Linked DNA regions of Homo sapiens: all the other regions are linked to region 5. A link is a contact called in ENCODE Hi-C or POLR2A ChIA-PET data. All regions are on one chromosome and are shown on one strand. Each heading gives the region's core, a stretch centred on a gene start or an enhancer-like site at or near the end of the contact. The rest is flanking DNA. Distances are from core to core; before and after follow the strand shown. Region 1 holds the start of ZNF318 (zinc finger protein 318). Region 2 has its middle 25 kb from the start of TAF8. Region 3 holds the start of CCND3 (cyclin D3). Region 4 holds the start of USP49 (ubiquitin specific peptidase 49). Region 5 holds the start of UBR2 (ubiquitin protein ligase E3 component n-recognin 2).

Evidence for each region. A loop is a pair of places that touch in the nucleus more often than their neighbours do. ChIA-PET counts read pairs that join two places held with the same protein, here RNA polymerase II (POLR2A). Pooled maps may share reads with other maps.
Region 1: a pooled map shows a loop between it and region 5 (14-fold over the local background). The contact joins the promoter of ZNF318 here to the promoter of UBR2 in region 5. A Hi-C loop is called at or near these places in 1 of 37 single-sample maps with no recorded cell type and 7 of 50 pooled maps.
Region 2: a pooled map shows a loop between it and region 5 (4-fold over the local background). The contact joins the enhancer-like site here to the promoter of UBR2 in region 5. A Hi-C loop is called at or near these places in 2 of 50 pooled maps. POLR2A ChIA-PET finds 5 or more read pairs at or near these places in 3 of 52 experiments (CD4-positive, alpha-beta T cell, PC-9 and activated CD4-positive, alpha-beta T cell).
Region 3: a map of ascending aorta shows a loop between it and region 5 (2.7-fold over the local background). The contact joins the promoter of CCND3 here to the promoter of UBR2 in region 5. A Hi-C loop is called at or near these places in 3 of 168 maps with a recorded cell type or tissue (CD4-positive, alpha-beta memory T cell, ascending aorta and naive thymus-derived CD4-positive, alpha-beta T cell), 1 of 37 single-sample maps with no recorded cell type and 16 of 50 pooled maps. POLR2A ChIA-PET finds 5 or more read pairs at or near these places in 2 of 52 experiments (OCI-LY7 and naive thymus-derived CD4-positive, alpha-beta T cell).
Region 4: a loop to region 5 is called in a map of CD8-positive, alpha-beta T cell, with 4 times the contacts of the local background. The contact joins the promoter of USP49 here to the promoter of UBR2 in region 5. A Hi-C loop is called at or near these places in 2 of 168 maps with a recorded cell type or tissue (CD8-positive, alpha-beta T cell and naive thymus-derived CD4-positive, alpha-beta T cell), 1 of 37 single-sample maps with no recorded cell type and 12 of 50 pooled maps. POLR2A ChIA-PET finds 5 or more read pairs at or near these places in 3 of 52 experiments (Caco-2, WTC11 and activated CD4-positive, alpha-beta T cell).

Annotation. Positions count from the first base shown.
Region 1 is chr6:43,368,242-43,370,941 of GRCh38, reverse strand. ZNF318 (zinc finger protein 318) reads left to right here and starts at 1,295. Exons shown (of 10, transcript NM_014345.3): 1 at 1,295-1,975. The coding sequence starts at 1,577. It overlaps LOC124901227 (atherin-like), which reads right to left and starts at 1,578. Exons shown (of 2, transcript XM_047419609.1): 1 at 1,555-1,578; 2 at 1-1,519. The coding sequence starts at 1,578. The coding sequence ends at 821. RefSeq lists silencers at 1,042-1,141, 1,332-1,531, 1,622-1,811, 1,822-1,891.
Region 2 is chr6:42,024,292-42,026,991 of GRCh38, reverse strand. It overlaps a transcript of CCND3 not described here. Among named protein-coding and RNA genes, the nearest start is that of TAF8, 25 kb to the left of the region's middle. Within about 2 kb of position 1,416, at least 8 of the 41 ENCODE cell types and tissues checked have a DNase peak (open chromatin) inside an H3K27ac peak, as active enhancers do; they include CD4-positive, alpha-beta T cell, where a contact is called at or near this core.
Region 3 is chr6:41,940,482-41,943,181 of GRCh38, reverse strand. It overlaps CCND3 (cyclin D3), which reads left to right and starts at 1,374. Exons shown (of 5, transcript NM_001760.5): 1 at 1,374-1,730; 2 at 2,597-2,700. The coding sequence starts at 1,533. RefSeq lists a silencer at 1,226-1,675 and enhancers at 1,192-2,143, 2,186-2,315.
Region 4 is chr6:41,894,097-41,896,796 of GRCh38, reverse strand. It overlaps USP49 (ubiquitin specific peptidase 49), which reads left to right and starts at 1,422. Exons shown (of 8, transcript NM_001286554.2): 1 at 1,422-1,473. RefSeq lists enhancers at 1,025-1,214, 2,149-2,663 and silencers at 1,264-1,556, 1,345-1,584.
Region 5 is chr6:42,562,626-42,565,325 of GRCh38, reverse strand. UBR2 (ubiquitin protein ligase E3 component n-recognin 2) reads right to left here and starts at 1,297. Exons shown (of 47, transcript NM_001363705.2): 1 at 929-1,297. The coding sequence starts at 1,006. RefSeq lists a silencer at 1-33 and enhancers at 1,066-1,585, 1,656-1,735.

The DNA of each region.
Region 1 (2,700 bases), core at 46-2,545, 810 kb before region 5:
AGCTGGGGTACAGGAACGTGCCACCACACTCGGCAAATTTTTTTTTTTTTTTTTTAGAAATGGAGGTCCTTCTACGTTGCCCAGGCTGGTCTCGAACTCTCAGGCTCAAGCAATCCTCCTGCCCCGGCCTCCCAAAATGGTGGGATTATAGGCGTGACCCTTTGCGCCTGGCCCACTTTTGTATTTAGGATGCAGGGCCCTGAGATTGGCATCTAGGAAAATTCTGGACTTAGGCCAGGGGAGGGGGCATGCCTGGATCTCTTACAAAAACTTGCCACGCCTCCAGTTGGTCATGATGTGGGCCCCTGGTAATGAAGGACCTCCACCATGACCACAAGTACTTTAGTCAGAAAACAGCTCGAAAACGTGTGAAGAGAGTCCACCAAACAGGCTTCGTGTGAGCAACAAGGCTGTTTATCTTACCTGGGTGCAGGCGGGTTGAGTCCGAAAAAGGAGTCAGCAGAGGGTGGTGGAATTATCATTAGTTCTTATAGGTTTGGGATAGGTGTACAAAGTACATTCTTAAGGGCGGGGGAGAATATTACAAAGCACCTACTTAAGGGCAAGGGGGAGAATATATCCTGTCAGTTAGGGTGGGGCAGGAACAAATCACAATGGTGGAATGTCATCAGTTAAGGCTATTTTCACTTCTTTTGTGGCTCTTCAGTTGCCTCAGGCCATCTGGATGTATACGTGCAGGTCATAGGGGATATGATGGCTTAGCTTGGGCTCAGAGGCCTGACAACGTCTATTTTGGGTTTGATTCTGGCCCACCACCTCCACCTCGTACTTTCCTATCCTCAATTTCAACCTCTAGAAATTAGGCAAACTGGAAAGTAAACTGATGCGGGTCGTGTTGCTTCAGCTGGGGACAGGATTTCGGTGGGCGCTCCTGCCGGGGTCCGTAACCTCCCACACAGCTAACGTTTACAGGCCCGTTTATATTATCACGAATGGTTTTCAACCATTTCGTGTCCATCCCTAAATTAAGAGGCTTGAGGGGCGGCACGAAAGAGCGAAGACACCTCCGCACGGTCTCCAAACCCCTAAGTCCAGAGGCCTGGAGCATCCCCGGAAAACCAGATCCCTCTCCAGAGAAGCCCTTCCTTCCGCTCCGCCCACCCCGCGCGGAGGCCACAGGGGTCACGTGGCGGCCGCGGGAGGGGGAAGTGGGCGGCTCTGCGGCCGCCATCTTGAGGATTCGGAGGCGGGGCGTGCAGAGCTCAGGGCGCGCGCTTCGCTTCCCCTCCCCTCGCCCAGCCTCGCGCCGGCGTCTGTGCTCCTCCCCACTTTTCTTGGTTCCTGCGGCCGCTCCCTGAGTGGAGGAGCGGGGAACCCCGGAGGCGGGGGGGGGTGTGTCGGACGCGTGCTCGCGCCCTCCAACCGCCAGCCGCGGGGGCGCGCTCGGCCGGGCCCCCGGGGCGACGCGGGGCCGAGGGGAGGGGGCTGCTCCCGCGGCTGAGGCGGCGCGCAGCGGCCGAGGTGGCGGCGGCTGCAGCTGCGGCGGCGCGCTCCGAGCCTGCGTCTAGGGCGCCCCCGGGTCAGAGCTGTCGCCGTGGCCGCCGCTGCAAGAACCATGTACCGCAGCAGCGCTCGCTCCTCCGTCTCTTCCCACCGGCCTAAAGACGACGGCGGGGGCGGCCCGCGCAGCGGCCGCAGCTCTGGCTCCTCCTCAGGCCCGGCTCGCCGCAGCTCACCGCCGCCTCCGCCCTCCGGCTCCTCGTCGCGGACCCCGGCTCGCCGACCCCGCTCGCCCTCAGGGCACCGCGGCCGCCGGGCCTCGCCGTCCCCGCCACGGGGTCGTCGCGTCTCCCCGTCCCCGCCTCGGGCCCGTCGCGGCTCCCCGTCGCCACCGCGGGGCCGACGACTCTTCCCGCCGGGCCCGGCCGGCTTCAGAGGCAGCAGCCGGGGGGAGTCCCGCGCCGACTATGCCCGGGACGGCCGCGGAGACCATCCAGGCGACAGCGGCAGCCGGGTAATCCCACCCCTCGTCCAGGACTCCCTCCATCCCCCAGTCCCCTCCCCCGGAATTCCCGTTTCCAGAAACGCCCGGGGCCTCCAGACCAGGGTCCTAAGCGCGAAGCCTCCGGCCAACTCCCTCGGGGATGCCGAGCCTGGAGGCTTCTGTCAGACCCGGGAGCGTTGACACAATAACGGACTCGGGAGCGCACGGGCGTCTCGTCGGGAGTGCGCGCTCCGTTCCTTAGGAATAGGCTGTTTCTCTCATGCCGGGTGAGGTGTGGAAAGTTTGCCAAGGCGAGGGGCATTTCGTCCAAACCGTGTGTCTTGGTACTTTTTGTAGAGTTGATGTGTCCTCGGGGTTCCGTACTTTTCATCCCCTTACACCTGAGCTGCCTTCCTGGATCTTAGGGGAAAAAGCCGAAATGTCCGTTTTTGTGGCGAGTTAGGGACGCTTGAACCCTACCAGGCTTTACGTCTAGAGTGTAAACTGTTAGCTTAAATGAATTGGAGCTGCTGCTTCGGAATGAAGTGTGCAGGACCACAGTCACTGCCATAGCCACTACCTCTTATCGAGTTCTATGTCAGGAATTATGCCTAGCCTTTCACTTTGCACATTATTTTAACCCTCACAAGTCTTTGAAGTGAGGCAGTTAATACTATTCCTTGTTGTACAGCCGAGGAACCAACCCAGAGAGGTTCAAGTAACTCGACTGAGGTGACACGGCTAAGTGGTGGAGC
Region 2 (2,700 bases), core at 167-2,666, 540 kb after region 5:
GCTGCTGTAACACAGACTCCAACAAGAGTGGCTTAGCAAAATGGAAATTTCTCCCATACAGATCCGGGTGGGTGATCTGACCCCTTGGTGGTGTTGAGGGCCCAAGCCCCTCCTGTGCCCTTGCGTGTGGGAGATGGCATCCCACCATGGCTGCTGGGTCCGTCAGCCAGCCAGTGGGGAGGGAGGAAAGTGACGAGAAAGAAAAGGCACTGCCCTTCCTTTTCAGAGCATGACCTCAAAGTTGCCAGATGACATCCCTTTGGTCACCAGCTGATCACATGCCACACTTAGCTGACAGGGAGTTTGGGGAACATACATAGTGGAGCTTCTAGTACCAAAGGTACAAGAAGGGAAAGTGGATTTTAGGGGACAGTTGGCAATCTTTGCCATGAGATCTAGATGAGAAGGGTATGGGGAGCCTGTGTCATGTGGGTGAGGATGGCTTTCCTATGGGGACCTGCTGGGAGAAAAATGTTCCCAGCTGGACTTCTTTTTGTGAGGGGCCTAGAGCAGAGGGACCAGAACCCCCTTGGCTAATGCCCTCACGCTGGACTCCCTCCCCTCTGGTCAAAGGTGGAGGGTCTGATTCTCCTTCGCCTTGACCAGAGGCCCCTTGGAGGTCATCATGGAGCCCTTCTTCCAGGAGCACCCTGTAGGATCAGGGTGAGGTTCATTGAGGAGCACCATATTTTCCCCTTGGCAGGGGGGCGGCGGGGGGAGAGGGTCTGTGCTGTTCTCTGATGAGGTAGAGGAGGGTCATGTCTCCATCCCTTAGAGAGGTCGTTGAGAAGGTCAAATGTAATGTGAGCAGGGTCGAGGCAGGGAGGTCAAGGTTTGTCAAAAATAGGGGAAAAAGAGGTTTATTTTCAAACGAGACCTAACAATTGACAGATAGCTTATCCCTTTGATCACCAGTTGGTCACAGGTCACATTTAGCTGACAGGGAGTTTGGGGAACATACGTAGTAGAGCTCTTCTCTGGAGGTGGGAATCTCCATGTGGCTAGAGGCTGACAGGCAGCCTTGTGGGTCCAGTGCTGACTCATTCATTCACTCACTCATTAATTCACTCATCCGCTCAGTGTCTGTTTATTAAGTGCTTACCATGGATACACCGGGTACCATGTTCCGTGTGTGTGAAAAAGGAAAGAACAAGATGGGCACAGTCCCTTACCTCTGTAGCTTATAAGCCTTGTTTTCCCTGGTTCCCTTTCTGCCTCCCTGGGGAGGAGAGACCAGGCCATCACAGCTCTGAGAGAGCCACCCTTGTGACTCAGAGCCCAAAAGGCCCTAAGGGAGCCCATGAATGCATCTGATAGGCCCTCACCTCTGAGCCCGCCATCGTGGGGCGGCCGGGGTGCAGGATGGGCCAGAGTGCCGGAGGGGAGGGCAGTGGAGCATTGGAGGTGCGGTTTCACTTCCCTCTCACACCAGGCGTGGAATCTGATTTTTCTCAGTTTGGTGAGGTGTGTGACTTCTTCTGTGAGCTGAGGGGAGATGTCTTCACTCACCCCTCCTCCAACTCTAGCTGTCCCTCCAGTGTTCCAGGTTGGATGGGATCTCTCCTTCCCATTCTTCCCATTACCCGTGGCCCTAGTTCACCAACTGCACCTCTTTGCTCCAGGAAAGAAGGTGGCGTGGCAATTGGAAATCTCTGTGGAGACACTTCCTCTGTGAGGCCTTGGTCTCTCAGACTTCTCCCTGGGGCTTGGCTTCCTGGGCCCCTCTTGGCCTTGCTGGAAGAGAGGTCCCCCTGCCCTGGCCTGCTCGGAGAGCTGTCAGGCTCCCTGTTTCCTCTCACAGTTAGATCCCAGACCTTCTGTCTGCCTGCGTGCATGGGTCACTCTCACTTTATTCCCCAAGGCATGGCCTCATGCAGGCCCTGCTTTCCTCCCTGGATTTCTTTTTTATTTTATTTTATTTGACTTTATTTTTTGAGATGGAGTCTCACTTTGTCACCCAAGCTGGAGTGCAGTGGCATGATCTCGTCTCACTGCAACCTCCACCTCCTGGGTTCGAGCGATTCTCCTGCCTCAGCCTCCCACGTAGCTAGGATTACAGGTGTGCACCACCACACTGGGCTAATTTTGTATTTTTAGGAGAGACGGGGTTTCTCTCTATTAGTCAGGCTGGTCTCGAACTCCTGACCTCAGGTGATCTGCCCTCCTCAGCCTCCCAAAGTGCTGGGATTACAGGCATGAGCCACTGCGCCCGGCCCCTTAATTTTGTATTTTTAGTAGAGACAGGGTTTCACCATGTTGGCCAGGCTGGTGTCAAACTCCTACCCTCAGGTGATTCACCTGTCTCAGCCTCCCAAAATGGTGGAATTACAAGCGTGAGCCACCATGCCTGCCCTGCTTGCCTGGACTTCTGAGTGGCCCCAGCCTCGCAATGTCACTTCATGCTTTCCTGCTACTGAACAGTGCCAGTGGCATGGCTAAGGAGAGGGACCCTCCTCATCACTGAGGGTGGACTGAGATCCTCACAAGATGCAGGTTCTCCTTCCATGTCACTGGAGGCGCATAAACCCCTCTGCCTCTTCCACACACCAGCTGTGTTATCAGGGTGAATTATTATTATTTTTTTTTTTTGAGACTGAGTCTTGCTCTGTCACCCAGGCTGCAATGCAGTGGCGTGATCTCCGCTCACTACAAGCTCCGCCTCCTGGGTTCATGCCATTCTCCTGCCTTAGCCTCCCAAGT
Region 3 (2,700 bases), core at 125-2,624, 620 kb after region 5:
AATATAAGAAAGAATAATTCGGCCGGGAACGGTGGCTCACGCCTGTAATCCCAGCACTTTTGGAGGCCGAGACCGGCGGATCACGAGGTCAGGGGTTCAAGACTAGCCTGGCCAACATAGTGAAACCCCATCTCTACGAAAAATACAAAAATTAGTCAGGCATGGTGGTGCGTGCCTGTAGTCCCAGCTACTCGGGAATTGCTTGAACCCGGGAGGTGGAGGTTGCAGTGAGCCCAGATCGCACCACTGCACTCCAGCTTGAGCAACAGAGTGAGACTTCGTCTCAAAAAAAAAAAAAAAAAAAAAAAAGAATAATTAACAGAAAATGGTTAGACACTTCCTTAGTGTCTCCTAAGTCAGGAGGACCCCAGTAGGGCAGGGATCCTCATGGCCTCCTCCCATTTGGAGCATTATTGGAGGTCTTTTTCGGCCTCTTCGTCAAGTGGAATCTAGCTTCCGGTAAAACTACAAAGTAACCAAAAGTTTGGGAGGTGGAAGAAATGCAACCGGTAGATCTCACAGAGTCTGTGCAAGAAACTGATTCAATGAGAATCTAGTTTCTCCGTCCACAGTTTCTCCAAACAGAAACTAAGGCCGACTTTAGGGGCTTGTCCAAACCTAGGCAAGCAACTTAACAAGGTGAGGCCATGACTCCATGGCCTTTCCGTTCTGTTATATGCTGACTTAGACTAAAGCTCTCATACTTTAAAGTGCACAGAAATCTAGTTAAAATGCAGATTCTGATTCAGGTTAGGGGTGGGCCTGAGAGTCTGCATTTCTAACCAGCTCCCAGGCGATGACCACGCACGGGACAGGTCTGGGATCACAGTTTAACTAGCAATGGTGTAGAACACAGAATCTGCAGCAAGAAGGCCAGCTTCCCAATCCTAGCTCTGCCACGGACCAACTGAATGACAGTTGCCTCGGTTTCCGAGTTTTCGTGAAGATGTAGTGAGTCATTACATCGTGAGGCTTTCGAGCAGCGTTCACTAAGAACTAGCTCTGACATTATTTATCGCATTCCTTAGAGCAAGCAGCCGGTGAAGTAGGGTTTGACGAATGAATAAGTGAATGAATGACCTTTGGAGAAAAATTGTTTCCTGGGTGACTAGAGTCCGAGAAGCAAAATGGGAGGGCCCGTGGGTGGGTAGGAGGCCCACCTCCTAGAAAGTTCTCTGCACCCGGTGGTCCAGAGGGCCTGGAGTGCCCGGAAGCCGGCCGGCTTGCGCTCAGCGGCCCAATGGGGCCGCGGGAGGGAGGGGAGAGCGCTCAGCCAACCCTTTCCGTCCGGGGCGCCGCAGCCCCGCCCCTCGGAGCGTTGCGACGTCCGAGCATTCCACGGTTGCTACATCGTCGCGAGGGGCGGGGCGCCTGTCAGGGAAGCGGCGCGCGCGCGCGGGCGGCGGGCGGGCTGGGGATCCGCCGCGCAGTGCCAGCGCCAGCGCCAGACCCGCGCCCCGCGCTCTCCGGCCCGTCGCCTGCCTTGGGACTCGCGAGCCCGCACTCCCGCCCTGCCTGTTCGCTGCCCGAGTATGGAGCTGCTGTGTTGCGAAGGCACCCGGCACGCGCCCCGGGCCGGGCCGGACCCGCGGCTGCTGGGGGACCAGCGTGTCCTGCAGAGCCTGCTCCGCCTGGAGGAGCGCTACGTACCCCGCGCCTCCTACTTCCAGTGCGTGCAGCGGGAGATCAAGCCGCACATGCGGAAGATGCTGGCTTACTGGATGCTGGAGGTACCGCCCGGACGCGTCCCCCTCCCCCACCGCTCCCGGGTCTGGACACACCGGGGCCGCCCTGTCGGGACATCCCGGTCCCCACAGCAATCTGCAGGATGCTCCGAGGCTAAGACTCCCGGGGCCTGGCCTTTCACTAGGGCACCCACGCCAGCTGCCTCCCTTGCTTTCCCGAGCCCTAATCGGCTCCTCCCGACAGTGACTGCCAGTCACTTGGCACCCTAACTGTGCCTCTCTTCGGGCCGAGCAAACGGGACCAAGGACACTCTCTCCCCTTCGGCTTCTCACAGCGTCTCCCGCTTCCCTCCGCCTCCCGGCCTTCTCCGGAGAGCGCGCCTGGAAAACCCTGGGCTCGGCCGCCCCCGCCCGGGAGCCGGTTCCTGTGTCTTTCGCGGGGTTCTGGCGGGGAAGGCGATGGGGGTGGCGCGCGCCCTGTTCCGGCCGACAGGGAAATGAAAAGTGCAGGAGGCAGCGGCAGGAGCCTCCTCCCTTCCCCTCGGGTGTGTGCAGTGGTGGCGGTGATGGGGGTGAGGTCCCAGCTCTCTGGCTACCATGGGTGACCCTTGCGTCCCACTTCCCCTCGCTGTGGGGGAGGGGAGTCTCCGTTTGGAATCCTCCGTGAGCAAGGGCTCCTTGGCTTTACCACTCCCCCGTCAAGGGGAGAGGGGAGGAGGCCGCGCAGAGGAAGTGGGGGGCGTCACCTTGGGGAGGGCGCATCCTCCTCCTTTATTGGTCCTTGTCTCTCTAAGTAGCTTACCCTCTCTGCCGTTTTTGCTCCCTATCCCACCTCACTTCAGCGCTCCCACCCCCCCGCTGCTGTGTTCCCCACGCTCCAGACCCAGCAGTGACTGTGCGCCCTCCCCCAGGTATGTGAGGAGCAGCGCTGTGAGGAGGAAGTCTTCCCCCTGGCCATGAACTACCTGGATCGCTACCTGTCTTGCGTCCCCACCCGAAAGGCGCAGTTGCAGCT
Region 4 (2,700 bases), core at 173-2,672, 670 kb after region 5:
AGCATCCCTTCCATTGGAAGTTTTAAGTGGCTCCCAAATTCTTCACTCAGCAAAAGCACCTTGTTATGGAACTAACATTGAATAAGTAACAATCTTTCTTCTCCAAGAATTTTCTTGGGGATTGTTGAGTAAGGGAATAAGACATATAATTAGAGTTATAATGTTAAGAATTCCTTAAAAAGAATTATGTTAACTGTGATGGACGACAAAGGGAGAGCTAAATTCTGAATCTAACTCTGAGGCCTTGAACCTCATGATAAATCCCGACCAAACCAAATTGAAACACTCCACTTCCTCTCCTTCTATCAAACCTCTTTTAAAAGTGCAAGTTGTTAATAAATTGCCTACACAGCGCTTGGTCCAGGCATTGTAGTTTCCCCCTTCCTATTGTGTGTGGTGTTCTTTTTTTTTTTTTTGTGCTTACCTAGTTCTCCTGTTTACAGGTGTGTAACTTGAGCCACTACTATAGCTAATGTCTGTTTCTTTTACTTGTCCTTATATTTAAATGTAAGTCTTTATCTGCCTTAGCTATGTGTTGGGTGTTGAAATTGTTGATCTTATTTTGGGAGACTCCCATCCCCTCCCCCCACTACCACCCCGCAAGTAGTTTCAAGACAGTGCACCTAGGAGACTGCTTAACCTAAGCCTTTTGTAGCTTAGGTGCTGTTCTGTTTCCCAATGGACCACTACCAAGTCAGTCTGGTTTATTTCCCAAGCCTTACAATCTGCTGAACTTCTTCAGTTCCGGCAGCGATCCTCTAACTTGTGGGGGATTTCCATAAAACAGCTGAATCTCTCTTGGGTCATCTGTGGCAAAAGCCAGACACGTGCTCACCCGCCTGGGAGCCAATAGTAACTTTTGCAAACGCTGCCTCCGGAAACCCCACGGTTTGAGGGCTGCTGCTTTAGGAACAACACAGAAATAACGTCTTTTAACAGAATAAAACAAAACATACGGACGGGATAGTGAGAAAGCCTTTGTCCTTCGCAGTGGGGAGAGGTGTTAAAGGTGAACCGAAAAGAGTATGGGAAACTCATGTAAAATACCTTTACAGTTCCCCGGGAAGAAGGGGGCGGAGATGGGCTCGGGAGCGTCTCTGGCCCTTTAAGGAGGAGGGACAGACATAAGAGTCTGTACCTTTAAGAGTCTCTTTGTCTGGAAACCTTCTTATTTACCCTCCTGTGCTTCAACCAAACTTCGACCAGCTATTCACAACGTCCCCCTACGCCGCCGCCCCTTACGCCAGGCTCAAAGCGGCCGCGCGTTTGTGGCTGACCCTAAACTTTGCGCCTGCGGCGCGAACCCTCGGAACGGGTGCCGGTGCCGGGGTCGCGGCCCAGCGCTGCGCCGTTGGCGCAATGCAGGGCCTGAGGGGCGGGGCTCCAGCGGGCGGGCCAATAGACGGGCAGGGGGCGGGGCCGTGTTCGGTTGTCTCGCGCCCTGGTGACAGCTCGCGCGTGCTGATGATGGCGGTAAATAGAGGGGGCCGGGGGAGGGGACGGAGGAGGTGGGGAGGCAGCAAAGTGGGTAGCTCCAGGGGGTAGGGGGAACGGGGGCCGGGGAGGCCGCGACGGCCAGGGAGCCCATTCTAAGACTCGGAGGCGGGGATAGGAGTCTCCGGCTCACTAGCCCTCCCCTTTAAAGAAGCAAAATCCTCACACACCGGGTGAGGGGCGACAAAGGCAGCGCGCGCCTCGCGGGCGGGAGGAGCGGCGGCAGGGGGCGGGACCGCGGCGCCGGCGGGCTGGGGGCGCCCGGGGCGGGGGCGGCGGGAGGCGAGAGCCGGGAGTCGGGGCGCGCGGGCGCCTTATTTTGGCGGGGTGGGCGACGGCTGGGTTGGGGCAAAAGCGTTGAAGGGAGAGGGAAAGGAAGGCTTGGAGGCGATGAGGGGAACCGGGTTGAGAATGAGATGAGGAGGATTAAGGGGAGAAAGGGTTAGAAGCCAGGGAGAGGAGGAGTGAGAAAAAGCCAGCCAAGGAGATAGGAAGGAGGCAAAAGCCAGGGTGGGCGTTAAGGAAGCCGGGCAGGGAATGAGGTTAGGGCTGGGGAAAGGGATCCTGGGGTTAGGTGTAAGAGCAGGGGTTTGAAGGGGAAATCTTCGTAGCGGGTGGTGTTGGGGTGAGGGGTACCGGGGTAAGTGTTGGAAGTGGAAGACAAGGAGGGGCAGAGCTGGGGTAATAGTTGGGAGTAGGAAAGAGAGAGTGATTAAGAGCCAGACGTGACGAGGGTGTGAACTAGTGCGGAGCGAGATGAGCTGAAGGACTGGGACCAACGGTGTGGTGGGAACTGCTGGCGAGGTTCTGAGAAAGGAATGGGTTAGTGGGTGGGCGATGGATGTAAATTCTGTAAAGTGAGGGAGGGCAAATGAGACCTGGACTGGAACCAGGTGGAGTCAGGAATAAGAGTGTGGTGGAAGGGCGAAAGGAAACAGATAAGAGATGGGTGTCTGTAGGACGATTCTGGGACCAGAAGAGCTGAAAGGAGACTAGAGTTAGGGTGTAAGAAGTGATGGCCATCTGGGACAAGGATAACTGGGTAATTACGTTAATTGAAGAGGTTCAGCAAGATCCAAGGTGAAAACAGTGAGGTAAAGAGACAGGGCTAAAAGCAAATGGTGAGAGGAGCAGGAAGAGATGGGCCCCAGAATTTAAAGGATGAGATGGGGAGTAAGGGAAGAGAGGGGGCTAAGAGAAGCTGGG
Region 5 (2,700 bases), core at 48-2,547:
AATTGGAGGTCTTAGAGGTGGGGCCCAAGCTGTCTTGGTCCATTCATAATCATTCTCGGCAATCTCTTCTAATGGGTGTTCCTACAACTCTGCTATTTACACTAGCATATTCATATTACAGTTTTAATGCAATAGTGCGTTTGAACGGTTTTACGTTTGGAATATAACTGCTCCTACTACACTGTGACCAGTTCTCACGTTTAGCTTATACAGTATTTGTTGAAAGCTGCTCTATCAACGTTATATAACATTTGTTCTCCATCCAATTACCCCTAACTCCTAGAAAAAATATTTTTAAAATTTCCCAGACTCCACGACTACTTTCTCATACTCAGTAAACTTTCCACACATGCATCAACGTTGTCAACTAATCAAACCGGTGCAAAAAAAAAAGATAGCACTGAAACGGATAACGAAGGGTAGTGTCGTTTGCCTTCTTGGTGCCTGGGGCAGTCCCAAAAACAAAAGAGGGGCTCGGTTAGGGTGGCATGTTTAGTCGGAGGAGCACACGGCTTCGCTTGTCTCAGGAAAAGCAATTAACTAGATAAACTAGGGCGATTATACCAAAAACACAAGAAGCGTCTCTTCTCCTCTTCCAAGAGCTGATATAAAGGGCAAAGGCCCATGTGTTGGGAGACTTAATGGGAGGCTGGGGGAAAGGAGGTATGATGGAAGAGCCGTGGGTTCTCCTGGGCAGAAAGGGAAAGTAAACGTAGTTAGTGCACAGCGCAGCTCTGGCAGCTGTTGAAAATGGAAAGAGAGGGGCAGGATCGGTGGCCTCCCCGGGCTATTACCCCACAAGGCGAGGGCCGGCACAGCTGTTTCCCCAAGTCTGGGTCGGGCTGCTCCAGGACGTCCAGGAGTCGGTTCCTCCCCACAGGCGCGGCCTGCGAGGGGCAGACGCACCCGCCCGGGTTCCGGCACTCACCCCCGCAATCTCCTCGGCCGAACATTCCAGCAAGCTCCGGTCGATGGCCTGCACCTCTGGCTCTAGCTCCGACGCCATCTTCTCTCCTCCTCCTCCCCAGCGCTACCGCCGCCCGGAGAGCTGCAGCCTCACCTCGGCCCCGGCGGCCTCGACTGCCACCCCTGCCCCAGGCAATCAGTCCCGGAGCCGTCCAAGTGGCTGCAGGTGGAGCAACAGAGGGAGAGAAGGGTGACGTGAACCGGAAAGGAAGGACAGCGGCCTCCTGCGCTCCCTCCCAAGCTTAGCGCCCAAGAGTCAAGTCACTGGCTCGTCCCTGACCCAGGGAAGGACACAGAAAACCCCAGGCCTGACACTCTCGCTGGCCACTACCGCGTCCTGCACCAGGAAAGGGGCAATAACACCCAGGAGGGGAAGCGGAGCTTTCTGGGTACTGTAGTTCTGGGTGCTGTAGGTACAGCACAGCCGGGAAAAAGGTGGCGCCCTAACACGGTGCCCCTCGAATGCATTGTGGGAGTTGTAGTCCATTCTCAAGGGGCGCTGGCTTAAATGGCAGATAAGCGGGCGGGGCTTTTCTGCCCAACGAGAATCATGGGAAGACAGTCGCGGAAAGCAGCGCCCCCTGGAAAAAAGCCAAAGAGAAAGATACTGTGGGAACTGTAGTTTTATTCTCCGAATCTCGTTTGTTCATTTTTGTATCCCCAGCTTCAAGAACACTGCCTGGCACATGGTAGACCCTCAAGGACTTGCCAGTCTGGCATAGGGTAGGCACTCAAATACTTGTCAAAGGAATGAATGAATTACATTCTATTCCTGTGGTTCTATGTCCTGTCATCCATCGAACCCATATCTTTTATACGAGTAATGGAGGTGAACATTACCCACTTTTTTGAAGGTTTAAAACATGTTTTAAAAAATTTTTCAAAAACTTTAGTGATGACCACTTATAAACTTTATCACAAATCTTGCTGCAAAGGAAAAAGAGTCTATTAGGCCAATTAAAAGATTTCCTCTTGATAGAGACATTTAATTTCTACAGATAATCAGACCAAGCTTGGTGGCTCATGCCTGTAATTCCAGCACTTTGGGAGGCCGAGGGGGGCAGACTACTTGAGCCCAGGAGTTTGAGACCAGTTTGGACAACATAGCGAGACCCTCTTGATAAAAATCAAAAAATTAGCCAGGTGTGGTGGCACGCCTGTAGTCCCAGCTACTCGGGAAGCTGAGGCAGGAGGATTGCTTGAGCCCAGGCAGTTGAGGCCATCGTGAGCTGTGATCAGCCCACTGCACTCCAGCCTGCGTGACACAGCTGAGACCCTGTATCAAAAAAGAAGGAAAAAAAAAAAAAAGAAATAGGTAAACATTGTTAGACTAGCTATCAAAGAAAACTATGTTTAGTTAAAGGTAATTAGACTCTTGACTGACAGCTGGGTGACTGGGCTTCTTAGAAGTCTTCAGTCTCTAGAGTTTGTCAGAAAATTGTTTATACCTTTTGTCAAGTGTGTTAATTTATTCCCAGAAGTAGGTTGTAAATTACATATAGGGGGGAAAAGTTCTGAGCCAGACCAGGTTTAGGACATGTTTATGTTTATGTTGTTTTGGGATTTTTTTTAAACCAATACTATGATATTAACCAGTTTTTTAAAAAAGGAAATAAGAAACTGCCTGTATCCCTGTAACCTCACAATACAAGTAAGCCTTCTTATCACTTTTTAAAAGTTATATATATATATACATATAAAACATCAGAAATTCAAACTCGAAAGGAATGTTTT